Regions from separate parts of the Homo sapiens genome. Here region 2 is linked to region 1. A link is an interaction called in ENCODE POLR2A ChIA-PET data of the cell type or tissue named here. Cell type or tissue: B cell. All regions are shown on one strand. Links, peaks and the distances in the headings refer to the core of each region. The heading gives the core; the rest is flanking DNA.

The links. ChIA-PET counts read pairs that join two places held together with the same protein. Peaks named below come from ENCODE experiments on the same cell type or tissue, not always from the same donor. Only the 100,000 strongest peaks of a DNase experiment are listed, where the experiment ranks them.
Region 2: POLR2A ChIA-PET joins it to region 1 with 9 read pairs; 6 of 35 experiments call an interaction of 5 or more read pairs at or near these places.

The regions. Positions count from the first base shown.
Region 1 is chr15:50,373,490-50,381,829 of GRCh38, reverse strand. No RefSeq gene overlaps it. Among named protein-coding and RNA genes, the nearest start is that of MIR4712, 17 kb to the right of the region's middle. In B cell, for the core only: no CTCF peak of the experiment used is centred there; no DNase peak of the experiment used is centred there.
Region 2 is chr15:50,448,636-50,456,975 of GRCh38, reverse strand. It overlaps USP8 (ubiquitin specific peptidase 8), which reads right to left. Exons shown (of 20, transcript NM_005154.5): 4 at 7,491-7,576. Among named protein-coding and RNA genes, the nearest start is that of USP8, 28 kb to the right of the region's middle. In B cell, for the core only: no CTCF peak of the experiment used is centred there; no DNase peak of the experiment used is centred there; H3K27ac peaks cover 1,645 bases.

The DNA.
Region 1 (8,340 bases), core at 267-8,266:
GACCTATTTAATTTCAGGGACTGCCTGTAAAAAAAAAATTTAAAAAAAAACTTAGTTCATTTCTTTTTCTCTAGCATTTAGATTACTGTATTGAAGACATTTTTGTATAGTCACCTCTCCTGAATGGTGAATAACTTATGAATAATGAAGCTGCCAAAACCAAGGAATTCCTGACATCCGTCCCCCTCCATTAACATTATTTCCTCCTGAACATGATGTTAACATCCAAATGTTCTCAAGGAGACTAGAAGACTAGAATGTGGCAACAAGAGTCACCAAGGCACTACCAAACTGAGGATATCCATAGTTGTAGTTGTGCTAGACTTTGTTTATGGTTGTGGACTCCAAACTAAATGGATGTTATTATCCATGTGGTTATTTGAGCAACTTCATTAGTGTTGTGTATTTTAAGGGAGATAAGCTATATTCTATAACAACTAGAGGGTCCACAGAGCCCAGAACTTAGTGTAATATTCTGTTCTGTGGAAATGATTAGAACATTTCAAGATGTGGACAACTGGGCACTTAGAGCTTTCGAAGGAAGAAACTAATGTGAAGCATGGATAATTTTAATAAATAGATAAATCAGAGGAAAAATGACAAATTACAGTTTTGATTCAAACCTATTATGAGAATAATGGCAGATTTGAGACCTCCGACTTAAAAAAAATCCTGTAGTATAATTTGCACATAGAGTAAGGGCACAAATCGTAAATGTATATTTCAATGCATTTTCATAAATTGAACATACCTGTGTAACTATTATCAGATCAAGAAAGATAACAACACCTCTACACCAGAAATCTTCCTCCTGTCTCTTTCCAGTTGCTACATTGTACACCCTTCCCCACACACACCAAGGATAACAATTATCCTCTTTTCTCTCCTTTTCCTAACCACTGGACTACCAGAAATACCCTCTTTTCTTTTCTTTTTTTTTTTTGAGACAGAGTCTCGCTCTGTCGCCCAGGCTGGAGTGCAGTGGCGCGATCTCAGCTCACTGTAAGCTCCGCCTCCTGGGTTCACGCCATTCTCCTGCCTCAGCCTCCCGAGTAGCTGGGACTACAGGCGCCTGCCACCACACCTGGCTAATTTTTTTGTATTTTTAGTAGAGACGGGGTTTCACCGTGTTAGCCAGGATGGTTTCGATCTCCTGAACTCGTGATCCGCCCGCCTCGGCCTCCCAAAGTGCTGGGATTACAGGCGTGAGTCACCACAGCTGGCCAGAAATATCCTCTTTTCTAACAAAATAGATACTTTACTTGTTTTTGACCTTTATATAAGTGGAATCATACAATATTAATTATTTTGTCTCTGGCTTCATCATTCTATTGTATAATTTATCCATATTGTTGTGTGTAGCTGTGGTTCTTTCATTCTTATTGTAGAGTAGTATTACACTGTATGATTATACCACAATTTATTCATTCATTTTACTGTAGGATATTTAAATAGAATCCAGTTGTTTCTACTAGTTATATCCTAAGATTGGAACTGCTGAGTCATAGGGTATGTACTTGTTCAGCTGAAAAGGACAGAAAATACCAAGAGTTAGCAAGGAGTTGGAACAAATCCAAATCCTTGCCAACTCTTGGTATTTTCTGTCGTTTTCATTTTTGCCATTTTGATGGGTATGTAGTGATATTTCATTGTGTTTGTAATGTACACTTCTTTGATGACTAAAGACTCTTGAGTAGCCTTAAAAATGTTTATTGGGGGGCCAGGCACCATGCTTCAAGCCTGTAATCCCAGCACTTTGGGAGGCCGAGGAGGGTGGATCACCTGAGGTCGAGAGTTCGAGACCAGCCTGACCAACATGGAGAAACCCCGTCTCTACTAAAAATACAAAATTAGCCAGGCATGGTGGCAGATGCCTGTAATCCCAGCTACTTAGGAGGCTGAGGCAGGGGAATTTCTTGAACCCAGGAGGCTGAGATTGCGGTGAGCTGAGATCACGCCATTGCACTCCAGTCTGGGTGACAAGAGCAAAACTCCATCTCAAAATAAAAAAAAAAAAAGTTTATTTCCTGCCCCAGCCTCCCAGGTAGCTTGGATTACAGGCACCTGCCACCATGCCCAGCTAATTTTTTGTATTTTTAGTAGAGATGGGGTTTCACCATGTTGGTCAGGCTGGTCTCGGTCTCCCGACCTCAGGTGATCCACCTGCCTCAGCCTCCCAAACTGCTGGGATTACAGGCGTGAGCCACTGTGCCTGGCCTGGATAGTCTTTTATAAAACGCCTATTCATGCTATTTGCCCATTTTATGATTTTTATTTTATTTTATTTTATTTTATTCTTTCTTTGCAATCTCAAAAGCTCACAGGGCTTTTCTTTTCTTTTCTTTTCTTTTTCTCGATATGGGGTCTTGCTCTGTTGACCAGGCTGGAGTGCAGTGGCACGATCTTGGCGCACTGCAATCTCTGCCTTTAGGGTTCAAGTGATTCTCCTGCCTCAGCCTCCCAAGTAGCTGGGATTACAGGTGCCCACTATCATGTCTGGCTAATTTTTGTATTTTTAGTAGAGACAAAGTGTGACCATGTTGGCCAGGCTAGTCTTGAACTCCTGACCTCAGGTGATCCACCCACCTCGGCCTCCCAAAGTGCTGGGATTATAGGCGTGAGCTGCTGCCCCCAGCCAAAAAATTTATGTATTAAAATGTCTTCTTTCACTCTGCGGCTTCAAAAAAAAAATTTTTTTTTTTTTTTTTGAGAGAGTCTAACTCTGTTGCCCAGGCTAGAGTGCAGTAGTGTGCAATCATAGCTTATTGCAACCTTGAACTCCTGGTCTCAAGCTATCCTCCCACCTCAGTCTCCCAAGTAGCTGAGACTACAGGCACATGTCACATGCTAACTTTATTTTTAGTAGAGACAGGGTCTCACTATGTTGCCCAGGCTGTTCTTGTACTCCTGGGCTTAAGTGCTGTCCTGCCTCAGACTCTCAAAGTGCTGAGATTTCAGATGAGAGCCACTGCACTTGGCTTGTAATTGTTTAATAGCCCCAATTTATACCATTCCCCCCCTTTATGATTGGTATTTTTTGTGTCCTATTTTTAAAAATATTTGCCTAAGATCAGGAAACTATTCTCTTGTTTTCTTCTAGAGGTTTTATTGTTTTACTGATGACTTTAAAAATGTCTGAGTTAGAGTTGTAAAAATCAACATCTATCCAAATTAAACAGTGATTTTTAAAGAACCAGTCACAGAGTATTGTGATCTCAAATCTGAAGTAGTTGAACGAGCAGCTCTCTGCAGCAGGAACACTAGGAAATGCAGTTACACAACTCCCACTCTACTTTTCAGCAAAGTGTCCCTTACTAAGTAGGCCATGTTGCAAGCCAGTCAGAAATTGGTTTGATTGCCAAGGGACTAGAAAATAAAATAAAATAAAACAGGGTGAGATTTTCCACACAGGAAAGAAAAAAATGCAGTGAGATCATTTAAAGTAGAATCTGAGATTCTTTACCTCCTATTTCTGAAAGTTCTTGTCATAGAAATATCTTTCCAAGGGTAACTGCTCCACCAATACCTCTGATACTATGACCTTGCTCTGTCACTTATCCTTTCCTTCACCTTCAGTTTTCTCCATTTTCCCTTTCAACCTGAAACAAGCTCAATCTCCCCAATTTATCCAACAGTTAAAACCCTCCACTGTTTTTCTCATTGTCAAAGGTCAGAACAGAGTAGTCATATTTGCTCTCCACTTTCTCACTTCCCACTTCTTAGCCACTTAACCCATCTTGTCAATTGTCTTACCAATCTACAGAAACTGCTCTCTTGAAGACTCTCAGAATTAGTGTGTCCAAACTGAATTTTTTTCACTTCCCCCAAGCCTTATCTCTTATGTTTCTTACTTGTTAATGGTACACCATCCTCCCAGACACTCAGGTTGCCAAAAACAATACATACCTGCCTGCGACGTTTCTTCCATTTGGCCCTTCCCTTCCATTCCTCCTGCCATATTCTGTATCATCTCATTACCTCTTACTTTGTAGCTATTTTAATGATCTCTTAATTGCCCTTCTTGTTCCTGGTGTGTCCTAATCCAACCTATCCTGAACAAGACTACAAACTTAATCTTCTAAATTCAAAGTTCTAATCTTATCATGTCCTATTATGAAGATCTTTAATTTTTTTTTTCCCATTGTCTTTAGTCCCAACACAAACTGGACCCAATTCATGAATTCTTTTTACTTACACATACTGGAGTAAGAACCACTTCACTTCATGCTTTATTATAATTTCCCCACCTTTATTATGCAGTTCCCTCTTCATAGATCCCCCCGCCACTTGCGAATATCTAAATTCTTCTGAATTTTCAAGATAAAAGGCTGACTACAAAGGCTGACTACTTAATACCTTTTCCTGTCTTCTCTATCTGGTAGACTCCTCTTTATCCTGCAAGACTCAAACATAATTTCTTCTCTACAATGTTTGTAAACTTAATCACTCTTGATTTCTGCTTCCAAAGCACATTGACATACTATTATAAAAACAATTCCTACCATGTTATACTGTAATTATTTTTTTCTGTAACTGTCTCCCTACTAATCTCTCAGCTTCTCAAAAGAGTAAAAACCGGGCATGGTGGCTCATGGCTGTAGTCCCAGTTACTCAGAAGGCTCAGGCAGGAGGATCACCTGAACCCAGGAGTTTGAATCCAGCCTAAGCAACATGTCAAGACCTCATCTCTAAAAAAAAAAAAAAAAAAAAAAAAAAAAAGAGGCTGGGCGAGGTGGCTTATGCCTGTAATCCCAGCACTTTGGGAGGCCAAGGCAGGTGGATCACTTGAGGTCAGGAATTCAACACCAGCCTGACCAACACGGTGAAACCCCTTCTCTACTAAAAATACTAAATTAGCTGGACATGGTGGCAGGTGCCTGTAATCCCAGCTACTCAGGAGGCTGAGGCAGGGGAATCGCTTGAACCTGGAAGGCAGAGGTTGCAGTGAGCCGAGATCGCCCCATTGCACTCCAGCCTGGGTGACAGAGTGAGAGTCCATCTCAATAAATAAATAAATAAATAAAAAATAATAATAATAAAAAAAGCAAAAGAGGCCGGACGTGGTGGCTCAGGCCTGTAATCCCAGCACTTTGGGAGGCCAAGGCGGGAGGATCAGCTGAGCCCACGAGTTCAAGACTAGCCTGGGCAATACAGTAAGACTCCATCCCTACAAAAAATTAAAAAATTAGCTGGGTGTGGTGGCACACACCTGTAGTCCCAGCTACTTAGGAGGCTGAGGCAGGAGGATCACTTGAGCCCGGGAGATTGAGGCTTCAGTGAGCTGTGATTGCACCACTGTAATCAGGCCTGAGCAACACGGTGAGACTCGTTTCAAACAACAACAACAACAAAACAAACAAAACAAGCACAAAAGTAAGTGGAAGATAGCTTTTTTTTTTGAGGCGGAGTTTCACTCTTGTTGGCCAGGCTGGAGTGCAATGACACGATCTCAGCTCACTGCAACCTCCGCCTCCCAGGTTCAAGCGATTCTCCTGCCTCAGCCTCCTGAGTAGCTGGGATTACAGGCATGTGCCACTATGCCCAGCTAATTTTGTATTTTTAGTAGAGATGGGGTTTCTCCATGTTGGTCAGGCTGGTCTCCAGCTCCTAACCTCAGGTGATCCGCCCACCTTGGCCTCCCAAAGTGCTGGATTATAGGCGTGAGCCACAGTGCCTGGCCCAGAAGATAATTTTAATCTCTGCATCCCTAATGTCCAGCATAACACCTTGCCCAGAAACATCCATGATAGACTGGGCATGGTGGCTCACGCCTTAATCCCAGCACTTTGGGAGGCCAAGGAAGGTGGATCACCTGAGGTCGGGAGTTTGAGACCAGCGTGGCCAACATGGTGAAACTCCGTCTCTACTAAAAATACAAAAAATTAGCCAGGCGTGCTGGTGGGTGCCTGTAATCCCAGCTACTCAGGAGGCTGAGGCAGGAGAATCACTTGAACCTGTGAGGCAGACATTGCAGTGAGCCGAGATTGCACCATTGCACTCCAGCCTGGAAGACAAGAGCAAGATTCCGTCTCAAGACCAAAAAAAAAAAAAAAAAAAAAGAAACATCTATGATAAATCTTTATTGACTGAAATGAGTGAATCCATTTTTGATCTTCTCTAGCTAAAAGTAAATTGTCGGCTGGGCATGGTGGCTCATGCCTGTAATCCCAGCACTTTGGGAGGCTAAGGCAGGTGGATCACCTGAGGTCGGGAGTTTAAGACCAGTCTGGCCAACATGGCAAAACCCCTTCTCTACTAAAAATACAAAAATTAGCCAAGCGTGGTGGCACGTGCCTGTTATCCCAACTACTTGGGATGCTGAGGCAGGAGTTTCACTTGAACCCGGGAGGCGGAGGTTGCAGTGAGCCGAGATCACACCATTGTACTCCAGCCTGGGCAACAGAGTGAGACTCCATCTCAAAGAAAAAAAAAAAAGTAAATTGTCTTTATTAAATTGCCATAGCGTTTTCTCTGTACATCTCACGTCATATCATTTTCTACCATATGTAATTGTTATTTATGTACCCTGATGGATGGTTATCCCCTAAAGGCCAGAGACTTTGCCTTACCATCTGACAGCCTCAAGGAGGCTAGTAAGAGGGCCCTTACTATATAGGCTCCCTACATCATTGTCACACCTAGATTTGACTTTGATCAGGACATACGGACATCCCTCAAGAGCACAAAATTCAAAAACTAAAGTGATAGGGAGGGACCTATCACTTCAGTAGTATAGGCCAAGGCAAACTACTAAGAGACCTAGTTTGCCCCTGTATTCAGAAACTTTTAATACAGGTTTCTTTCTTTTTTTTTTTTCAGAGATGGAGTCTCACTCTGTCACCCAGGCTGGAGTGCAGTGGCGCGAATTCGGCTCACTGCAAGCTCTGCCTCCTGGGTTCACGCCATTCTCCTGCCTCAGCCGAGTAGCTGGGACTATAGGCGCCCGCCATCATGCCCAGCTAATTTTTTTGTATTTTTAGTAGAGACGGGGTTTCACCGTGTTAGCCAGGATGGTCTCGATCTCCTGACCTCGTGATCTGCCCGCCTTGGCCTCCCAAAGTTCTGGGATTACAGCTGTGGGCCACTGTGCCCAGCCAGAAACTTGTAATACAGGTTTCTACAAATAAGGTAAGCATTGCTGCCTGGGAAAGCTATTCATTTGTTTCTTCATCAATTCATAAATCACTTTGTGGAGAAGAAGGGGGATGCATTTAGAGCAGTTACTTTATGCCAGGGATTTTCACATACATTATCTCCAACTCCCCACAACAACATTATTAGATGAGCACTATTATCCTAAATTTATAGATAAGGAAAATGATGCTCAGAGTGCTTTAGTGACTTATTCAATATCATAGAGCTGACGAGTGACAGAATCAAACTTGAAAGCAATTATGTGTGAGTTTAAAACATAAGCTCTTTTCCACCTTGTCATGCAACACACTCAGAACGTTTCTGGAGAAAACACTGGAGAAACCTTGAATCATAACCTGCCAGAACAAAGGGTCAAGCTTGCACCAAATATGTATTGAGGAAATCCTTAAGGAACAAAAATCAACTTGCCAAGTTTTATCTTGAGCACCAGGATAATGCCTGCTTCCCAAAAAAGCTAGGGTTAATGTACATTTCCAGAAGGGATGGAGAAAAGATAGCAGTTATGATTGTGGGGAAAGGGAATGGGAGCTACAGGATTTGTAGCTGGGTATCAGAAACTTTAAAACAGATTGGAAATCAACAGAAACTCACTCTAACAGAATACACATTGGAGGGGACACATTTGGATCTTAAGTATACTGGGCCCTAGATATGTTCTATTCAGTTCAGCTAAGTAACATGAAGTATTCTGGGGACTGTGGCAGGTGTGAGGAATGCAAAGAAACTAACGGCTCCTGCCTTTAAGACACTGAGTCTTGCATAGCAGTCTGTTGGTGGGAATAGGAGACAGGGTGCCAGGGTCGAGTCTTTTCTAAAAGGCCCTGGAAAACCCAGAGTGATTTCATTGCAGAGGCAGGATAGAAGGGAATCCATGGGTTATTAACAGCAGGCAGGCCAAAAGTTTCAGTGTACCTAACACTAGCCTTGATTATCAGTAATCTTCTTCTTTTATTCAAAGGTAGCACAATATATACACTTTCTGCACCTTCCTTTTTAAATTTAATCTATCATTAAGTTTATATTAAGCAGAAAATATTTCCCTATGAGTACTTATCAATGTTCCTTATATTTTTTCCTAGGTTGTTAATCTGTCCTTTGACTTGTCTATTTTTTTTTTGCGGGGGGGAGGGGGGGGTCATGCAGATTTTTTTCTTTTTTGAGACCAAGTGTCACTCTGTCACCAGG
Region 2 (8,340 bases), core at 300-8,299, 75 kb before region 1:
TCCTCAAGTGGAAGAAATATAAGGAAAACAGTGCTTCTCCTCTAAATATTTAAGCAGTTAATTTCTTTTCTTTTTTTTCTTTTTCTTTTTTTCACAGAGTCTCGCTCTGCTGCCCAGGCAGGAGTGCAGAGGCATGATCTCAGCTCACTGCAACCTCCACCTTCCAGGTTCAAGCAATTCTCCTGCCTCAGCCTCCCGAGTAGCTGGGATTACAGGCGCATGCCATTGTGCCCAGCTAATTTTTGCATTTTTAGTAGAAAAGGGGTCTCACCATGTTGGCCAGGCTGGTCTCGAACTCCTGGTCTAAAGTGATCCACCCTCGTCGGCCTCCCAAAGTGCTGGGATTACAGGGGCGAGCCACCACACCCGGCCATTAAGCAGTTAATTTTTTTTTTTTTTTTTGAGACGGAGTCTCACACTGTCACCTGGGCTGGAGAGCAGTGGTGGGATCTCGGCTCACTGAAACCTCTGCATCTCAGGTTCAAGCGTTTCTCCTTGCCTCCGCCTCTCGAGTGGCTGGGATGACAAGCTCCCACCACCACGGCCAGCTACTTATTTTTGTATTTTTAGTAGAGATGGGGTTTCACTATGTTGGCTAGGCCGGTCTTGAACTCCTGACCTTGTGATCCACCTGCCTCGGCCTCCCAAAGTGCTGGGATTACAGGCATGAGCCACCCCGCCTGGCCTAAGCAGTTTCTATCTTTACGCTTAGCAATTCCTTCTGAATTATGTATTCCATTGACAGAAATGATCACTAATATTGACAGGAACATGGTGATCACGACACTCTACTTTAAAAATGCTATCCTTTCGCCTTAAAAAATAAAGGTAGGAAAGAGAATTCTAATTCTGGTAATGACTTAGTAGTTTCCATTGTTCTGAACCTCTCACAGACAACTATAAACTCTGGGTAACCTATAACTACCTGAAGGCATTGGAAAACTGCCATAATCAGGAAGAAAGTAGATGGGGGTTGACACTTGAAAGAAAGGAAGGGCATTAGTAAGATTCCCATTTTTTATGGTTTCACACCTAAGGCAGGCCTTACTGCTGAAAACAGCTAAAATTCCAATAAAGACCCCAATCTCAGAGAACCAGAGTTCCAAATTCTTTGTATAGACTTGCCCAAATTGCCACCTGACACCTGAATTAAGCACACCTGCAGCAGATACTAAGGAGCCCAGCTAAGTTTAGAAGAATTGAAAAGAATGTCAGTTGCCACCTACCATAGGCAAGACAGAAAACTTAACGTTTGAGTATAGCCAAGTTAACTGCCTAGTGGGACAAAACAACAACAACAACAACAACAAAACTATTCAGAGGACTAAAGAAGAATGCAGAGCCTATAATTTTATTGTTCACAATGTCCAAAGTTACTAGTACCAAAAAAAGAAAAATAGGACAACAATAAAAGAGAAAAGGTGCTGCACACTGACTCTAAGATGATGCATTTAGCATACAAAGATTTTAGAGCAGCTGTTATAACTATGCTCAAGGGCGTAAATGAAAATGTGCTTGTAATAAATGAACAAATAGGAAATCTCTGTAAAAAAATAATAGACGCTATAAAAAAGAACCACACAGAAATTCTAGAATTGGGCTGGGCGCAGTGGCTCATGCCTATAATCCTAACTCTTTGGGAGGCCCTGGTAGGAGGACTGCTTGAGCCCAGAGCTTGAGACCAGTTTGGGCAACATGGTGAAACCCTGTCTCTACAAAAAAACACAAAAAAACTAACTGGGCCTGGTGGTGTGCATCTGTAGTTCCAGTTGTTCAGGAGGTGAAGGCGGGAGAATCACTTGAGGCCAGGAGGCTGAGGTTGCAGTGAGATGTGATCACGCCACTGTACTCCAACCTCGACAACAGAGTGAGACTCTGTCTCAAAAAAAGGAAGAAATTCTAGAATTGAAACATATAACTGAAAAAAATTCACTCAACACAAAATTGGAGATGACAAAGTAAAGAGTCAGTATTTGAAGGGAGAACCATCCTGGGCAACACAGAAAGACCCCATCTCTATAAAAAATAAAATTAGCCAGGAGCAGAGGTGTGTGCCTTTAGTCCCACCTACTCAGGAGGCTGAGGTGGGATTGCTTGAGCCCAGGAGTTTGAGGATGCAGTGAGCTGGGATCATGCCACTGCACTTCGGCCTGGGCAACAGAGTGAGACATTGTCTCAAAAGAAAAAAAGGATGAAAGAGTGATAAATATTATTCAATCCAGGCTGGGCGTGGTGGCTCACATCTGTAATCCCAGCACTCTGGGAGGCCGAGGTGGGTGGATCACCTGAGGTCAGGAGTTTGAGACCAGCCTGGCCAACATGGTAAACCCCTATCTCTAGTAAAAATACAAAATTAGCCAGGTGTGGTGGCACACACCTGTAGTACCAGCTACTTGGGAGGCTAAGATAGGAGAATTGCTTGAACCCAGGAGGTGGAGGCTGCAGCAAGCCAAGATCGTGTGCCACTGCACTCCAGCCTGGGTGAGACAGAGTGAGACTCCATCTGAAAAAAAAAAAAAAGAAAAGAAAATTATCCAATCTGAAAAACAAAGAGAAAATGATTAAAACAAAACAAAACAAAATAAAAAGAACAAATCCTTAGGGATTCATTGGACAAAATCAAAAAGTCTATCGTATGTAGAGCTGGAGTTCCAGCAAGAAAATAAAAATGAGGCAGAAAAATGCTTAATATCAGAAACAATGGAGGCCAGAAGACAGTGGAATAGCAGCTCTGAAGTGACAAAAGGGAAAATTAAAACCTGCCAACCTAGAATCCTGTATCTAGTTAAAATCCCTTAAGAATGAAGATGAGGGCGGGGTGTGGTAGCTCACGCCTGTGATCGCAGCACTTTGGGAGGCCAAGGCAGGCGGATCACCTGAAGTCAGGAATTCAAGACCAGCCTGGCCAACATGGTAAAACCCCATCTCTACCAAAAAATACAAAAATTAGCCAGGCATGGTGGTGTGCGCCTGTAGTCCCAGCTACTTGGGGAGGCTGAGGTGGGAGGATCGCTTGAACCTGGGGGCGGGAGTTGCAGTGAGCCAAGATCATGCCACTGCACTCCAGCCTTCAGGACAGTGAGACCCTGTCTCAAAAAAAAAAAAAAAAAAAAAAGAATATTCCCAGAGGTAAAGAGGGACATAATGATAAAAAGGTCAATTCATCAAGAAACTGTAACTATGTGCCTAAAAATAGAATTTCAAAATACATGAAACAAAAGCTGAGAGAACTAAAGGCATAAATAGATACAGTTAAATATTTTAACATGACTCTCTCAGTAATTGTTACAACTTGAACCCCCATCCCACAGTCAGTAAAGATAAAGAAGATCTGAACATTATCAGCCATTCTGACCTAAATGACATATAGAGAACAGTATATTCAACAACCACATTTTCTTTGCAAGTGCACATGGTACGTTCACCAAGAGACCATATGCTGAGCCATAAAACAAGAATACATTTAAAAGGACGCAACATCTTTAGCCACAATGAAATTAAATTAGAAATCAATAAGATATAAGAAGAATCCCACATATGTGGAAATTAAACAACACATTTCTAAATGACCCATGGGTCAAGGAAGAAAGGGAAATTAGAAAATATTTCAAAATAAATTATAAAGTTCTACTGGGAAAACAATAGATTTATGAAAATCAGTGTGTTAAAATAAAATAAATGGAACAAAAGTGAATGATGAACCCATCAATAGATGTGAGAGGAGAAAAGAAAAACAGAGTAACTTCAGATAGAATTTTACAAAAACAGATGTTTCATCATATTCCATCTGCTTAGGCAATAACCAGGGATAATGGATTCTCAAATCTCCAGCAGGACCTTGCTTACTGGTATGCTCACTTCCCCCACTTCTCTACTGCACTGTGTTAAGAACTTGGTCACAGAATAGCAAGCATGTATTCCTATTATCTCTATGGAAATATCAACACCACTTTCCTGCCTATCTCATATGCTAGCATCATTTCACTGTTAGAAACAGAAGTGAAAGATTTGGAACAAGAGCAAAATTATGCAACTGTTTTACCTTGCCTCCTCAATGCAAATCACTAGAGTGCCAGGACGAAAGGTGTTACAGAACAAGAATGCTTCCACTGTTAATAACAACGAAAATAATAGCACAAAAACTTATTATTTGGTATGTGCCAGACACCATCTAAGTGTTTGTAAATGTTAATTTTCTTAATGCACTATGAGGTAGGTTTTATGATTATCCTAGTTACAGATGAGGAAACTGAGGCAGAGGGAGGCTAAGTAATTTGCCCAAGCTCACACAATTAATAAGAAAAAAACTGGGATCCATACCCAGGGAGTCTGGCTCCGTACACTTACCTACTGCTCTATATTTCTTCTCTAGTAGTGCTCTATGCTGGAACAGTATGTGAACTGTCTGCCCTAAGAAGTAAGCACAGTCAGCCTAAATCCAATTTGAGGGCAGAAATGAAAAAACTTTAAGATTCTCTTTTTTCCTATTTTCTTCTCTTATCCACACCTTACCCCCTACCTTGGATTTGTTCTACAGTCTCCATAAATCTAATTAAATAGAGCTGATGTCTCTCCTACTTTCCAATTTCAGTTGGTAAGCTGAAGTGAGAGCGAGGCATGCTCTCTGAAACTAACTTCTGATCCTTTTACCCACTTAATCCCTTTTACTAGGATTCTGATACTTCCAGATTTGGTCAAAATTACCTCTAAGACCTCCCCTAACATGAATGTAACAGAAATGGATTAAGTCTATGTTATGAGAGGTGTCCATGAAAAAAGATAATAATAAGAAACGGGACAGGCAAATAAATGCTTAACAAGTATTCCTTAATGGCAGGTGATACTGAAATCTATTTTCTAGCCACTCACTAGGTCTTTTTGCTAAAGCATTTTTTTCAGAATCTGGGGCTATGTCTATAGCGGCCGCACCTGGGACCATGCGGCCACCCCTAGGACAGGGGCCAGCAGGCCACGGACCCCACTCGGCACACACGCCTCCGTGGTCATAGACCATGACATCAGATGATTAGGCAGAATTTAGCAGAAAATCTACCCCAAGATGTTAAGGGCTTTCACTTTAAAGTTATAATCTATTCTCCAAACCTAGAGAGCATATACCCTCCCTCATGCCCATTCTCAGACTGCCGGCCTGACAAGAGAAATTCTAGTCATGCAGATTTCAGAGACTTAAAGGAGGAAAAGAGCTTTGTGGTTGACTTATTACAGAATTAGGACAGGACAGATATGAAGATATGTTCACACAGGGTTGCTCTAAATGTCCATGAAAGACACCAACATGGGGCAGGAGGCTGGGAGAGGACAGACAGGGAGAAAAACAGTGAAAAGGTTCTCCACATCTAGCTGCAAAATAACCTATACAGAGGAAAATTCAAAGTACATTTAAAAAGCCTTAGAATTGGAAAGGACCCAGAGGTTATTTAGCAACAGGGACTTTATTACACTGAAAGATGGGCCATTCTATCAGGCCATAAGAAGTAAATATCTAAATAATGAATCATTTTCTTAATGACTTCCTTTATAAGTTGAGAGTTATTTTCTTTTTTTGAGACAGAGTCTCACTCTGTCGCCCAGGCTAGAGTGCAGTGGCAAGATCTCAGTTCACTGCAACCTCTGCCTCCCAGGCTGAAGCGATTCTCCTGCCTCAGCCTCCTGAGTAGCTGGGACTACAGCTGCCTGCCACCCCACCCGGCTAACTTTTTTTGCATTTTCAGTAGAGACGGGGCTTTACCATGTTGGCCAGGCTGGTCACAAACTCCTGGCCTCAAGTAATCCGCCCGCCTGGGCCTACCAAAGTGCAGGCATTACAGGACTGAGCCATTGCTCCTGGTCAGAATATTTTTAAATACAAGTAACATGATACATTCTTAGTGAAAAAAAAAAATTCAAGCCAGTAAAGAAATATGTCACCCTGGTTAAATCTTTCAGTTTCCTCCTTCTATTTATTATTTGCATCAAACAGCTCTCAGTTTGCTGTTTTTCACTAACCAGGCTTTGGCACCTTGTATCACTTAAAACCAGTTCCATTGTTCTCTCCTTCTGTATCATATTGCTGAGAATGCTTTTGGTTTTATCTATTAACATTTTTTATGCTACAGATACAGGCAGAAATTTATCTACTAGGATCTACATAACAGCATTATGTTGTTGATAAGGGAAACAATTTAAATTTTAAAGCATGACTAATGGCCGGGTACAGTGGCTCATGGCTATAATCCCAGCACTTTGGGAGGCCGAGGCAGGCAGATCATCGGAGGTCAGGAGTTCAAGACCAGCCTGACCAACATGGAGAAACCCCGTCTCGACTAAAAATACAAAATTAGCCAGGCATGGTGGCACATGCCTGTAATACCAGCTACTCAGGAGGCTGAGGCAGGAGAATGACTTGAACCTGAGAGGCAAATGTTGCAGTGAGCTGAGATCAGGCCATTGTACTCCAGCCTGGGAAACAAGAGGCAAAACTCCGTCTCCAAAAAAAAAAAAAAAAAAAAAAAAGAATGACTAACGACTAAAAACTGAAACATACTGTTTTTGTTTTGTAATTATTTTTGTAAACCTGGTAAGCAAGTCATGGCAAATACCAGAATCAGTTTTTTTTTCCAAATTTAAATAACTTCTGTAACTAAGCAGATCAAAAGTAACAGTAAATACTTCATTCCTATACGCACAGTATCCAGGAGCAGAATCCACCAAAGAACATATGAAGAATTGAATTTTTCTAAAGAATAATGCCAGAAACTTACAAATATTATAAATTAGAAATATTGGGGCCGGGTGGCTCACGCCTGTAATCTCAGCACTTTGGGAGGCTGAGGCGGGCGGATCACTTGAGGTCAGGAGCTCGAGACCATCCTGGCTAACACAGTGAAACCCCGTCTCTACTAAAAATACAAAAAATTAGCCGGGTGAGGTGGCGGGCGCCTGTAGTCCCAGCTACTCGGGAGGCTGAGGCAGGAGAATGGCGTGAACCCCAGGGGCGGAGTCTGCAGTGAGCTGAGATCGCGCCACTGCACTCCAGCCTGGGCAACAGTGAGACTCCGTCTCAGAAAAAAAAAAAAAAAAAAAAAGAAATATTGGGGCCAGGCATGGTGGCCCACACCTGTAATCCCAGCACTTTGGGAGGCCGAGGCAGGAGGATCAGAAGGTCAGGAGATCGAGACCATCCTGGCTAACATGGTGAAACCCTGTCTCTACTAAAAATACAAAAAATTAGCCGGGCGTGGTGGTGGGTGCCTATAGTCCCAGCTACTTGGGAGGTTGAGGCAGGAGAATGGCGTGAACCCAGGAAGTGGAGCTTGCAGGGAGCCGAGATCGCGCCACTGCACTCCAGCATGGGCGACAGACAGCGCGAGACTCTGTCTCAAAAAAAAATTGGAATATTATATGAATCGTCAGATATAAATCGGTAAATCTTAAATATTATTTTTATCTTCTAAATTTACATTATTTTAAATATTTCATAATATCTGTACCTTAATTTAAGGCTTTCAGAGAGTCTTTCAGCTTCTTCGACAGCTTTTTTGATGTTTCCAGGTCCAAGTATTGAATGGAAATAATCCTAAAATTATAGGAAAACCATCCCATATTGTTAGTTCTCGGCATTGCATGTGACACTAGTGTTAAAATCATTAAAATCATGGTGCTTATATAAAGGGAAGTTTGTTTTATTACAATGGAAGATTTTTAAAAACTTTTAACCTATGTAAATGTATAATTTATTCTCCAAATGTCTCAAAAGTATGTCTTCATACCATTAGTAAGTTAAAAAGATCCACTAGTTCATAAATTTGACTTATTTGTAAGTCTCTGTTAAAAAGTATAAATAACATTGTTATTTTTGAGTAAGCGCCAAAGAGCAAAGCTTTCAAGAATAAAGTATATTTTCTTATTAAAAATATGTACCTAGTTTTTTCTCCAGTCTCACAATAAAGCAAATTGTGTACAGACACAACATGGAATGTGTTTTGTTTACTTGTTCTAAACAGATATTTTTGCTTCCACCTGTACTTTAGAATAGCTACTCACATCCCAACTGGAGTCAAAACACTTTTGATACATAAAACAAGTTTTACACATTAGGAAACTCTAAGCAACTAAAAACCAAATGATAGAAAATAAATAATTAATAGTATAATCTAGGCCGGGTGCAGTGGCTCAAACCTGTAATCCCAGAACTTTGGGAGGCCGAGGCGGGCACATCACTTGAGGACAGGAGGTCAAGACCAGCCCGGCCAACATGGTGAAACCCCATGTCTACTAAAAATAGAAAAACCAGCTGGGTGTGGTGGTATGTGCCTGTAATCCCAGCTACTCAGGAAGCTG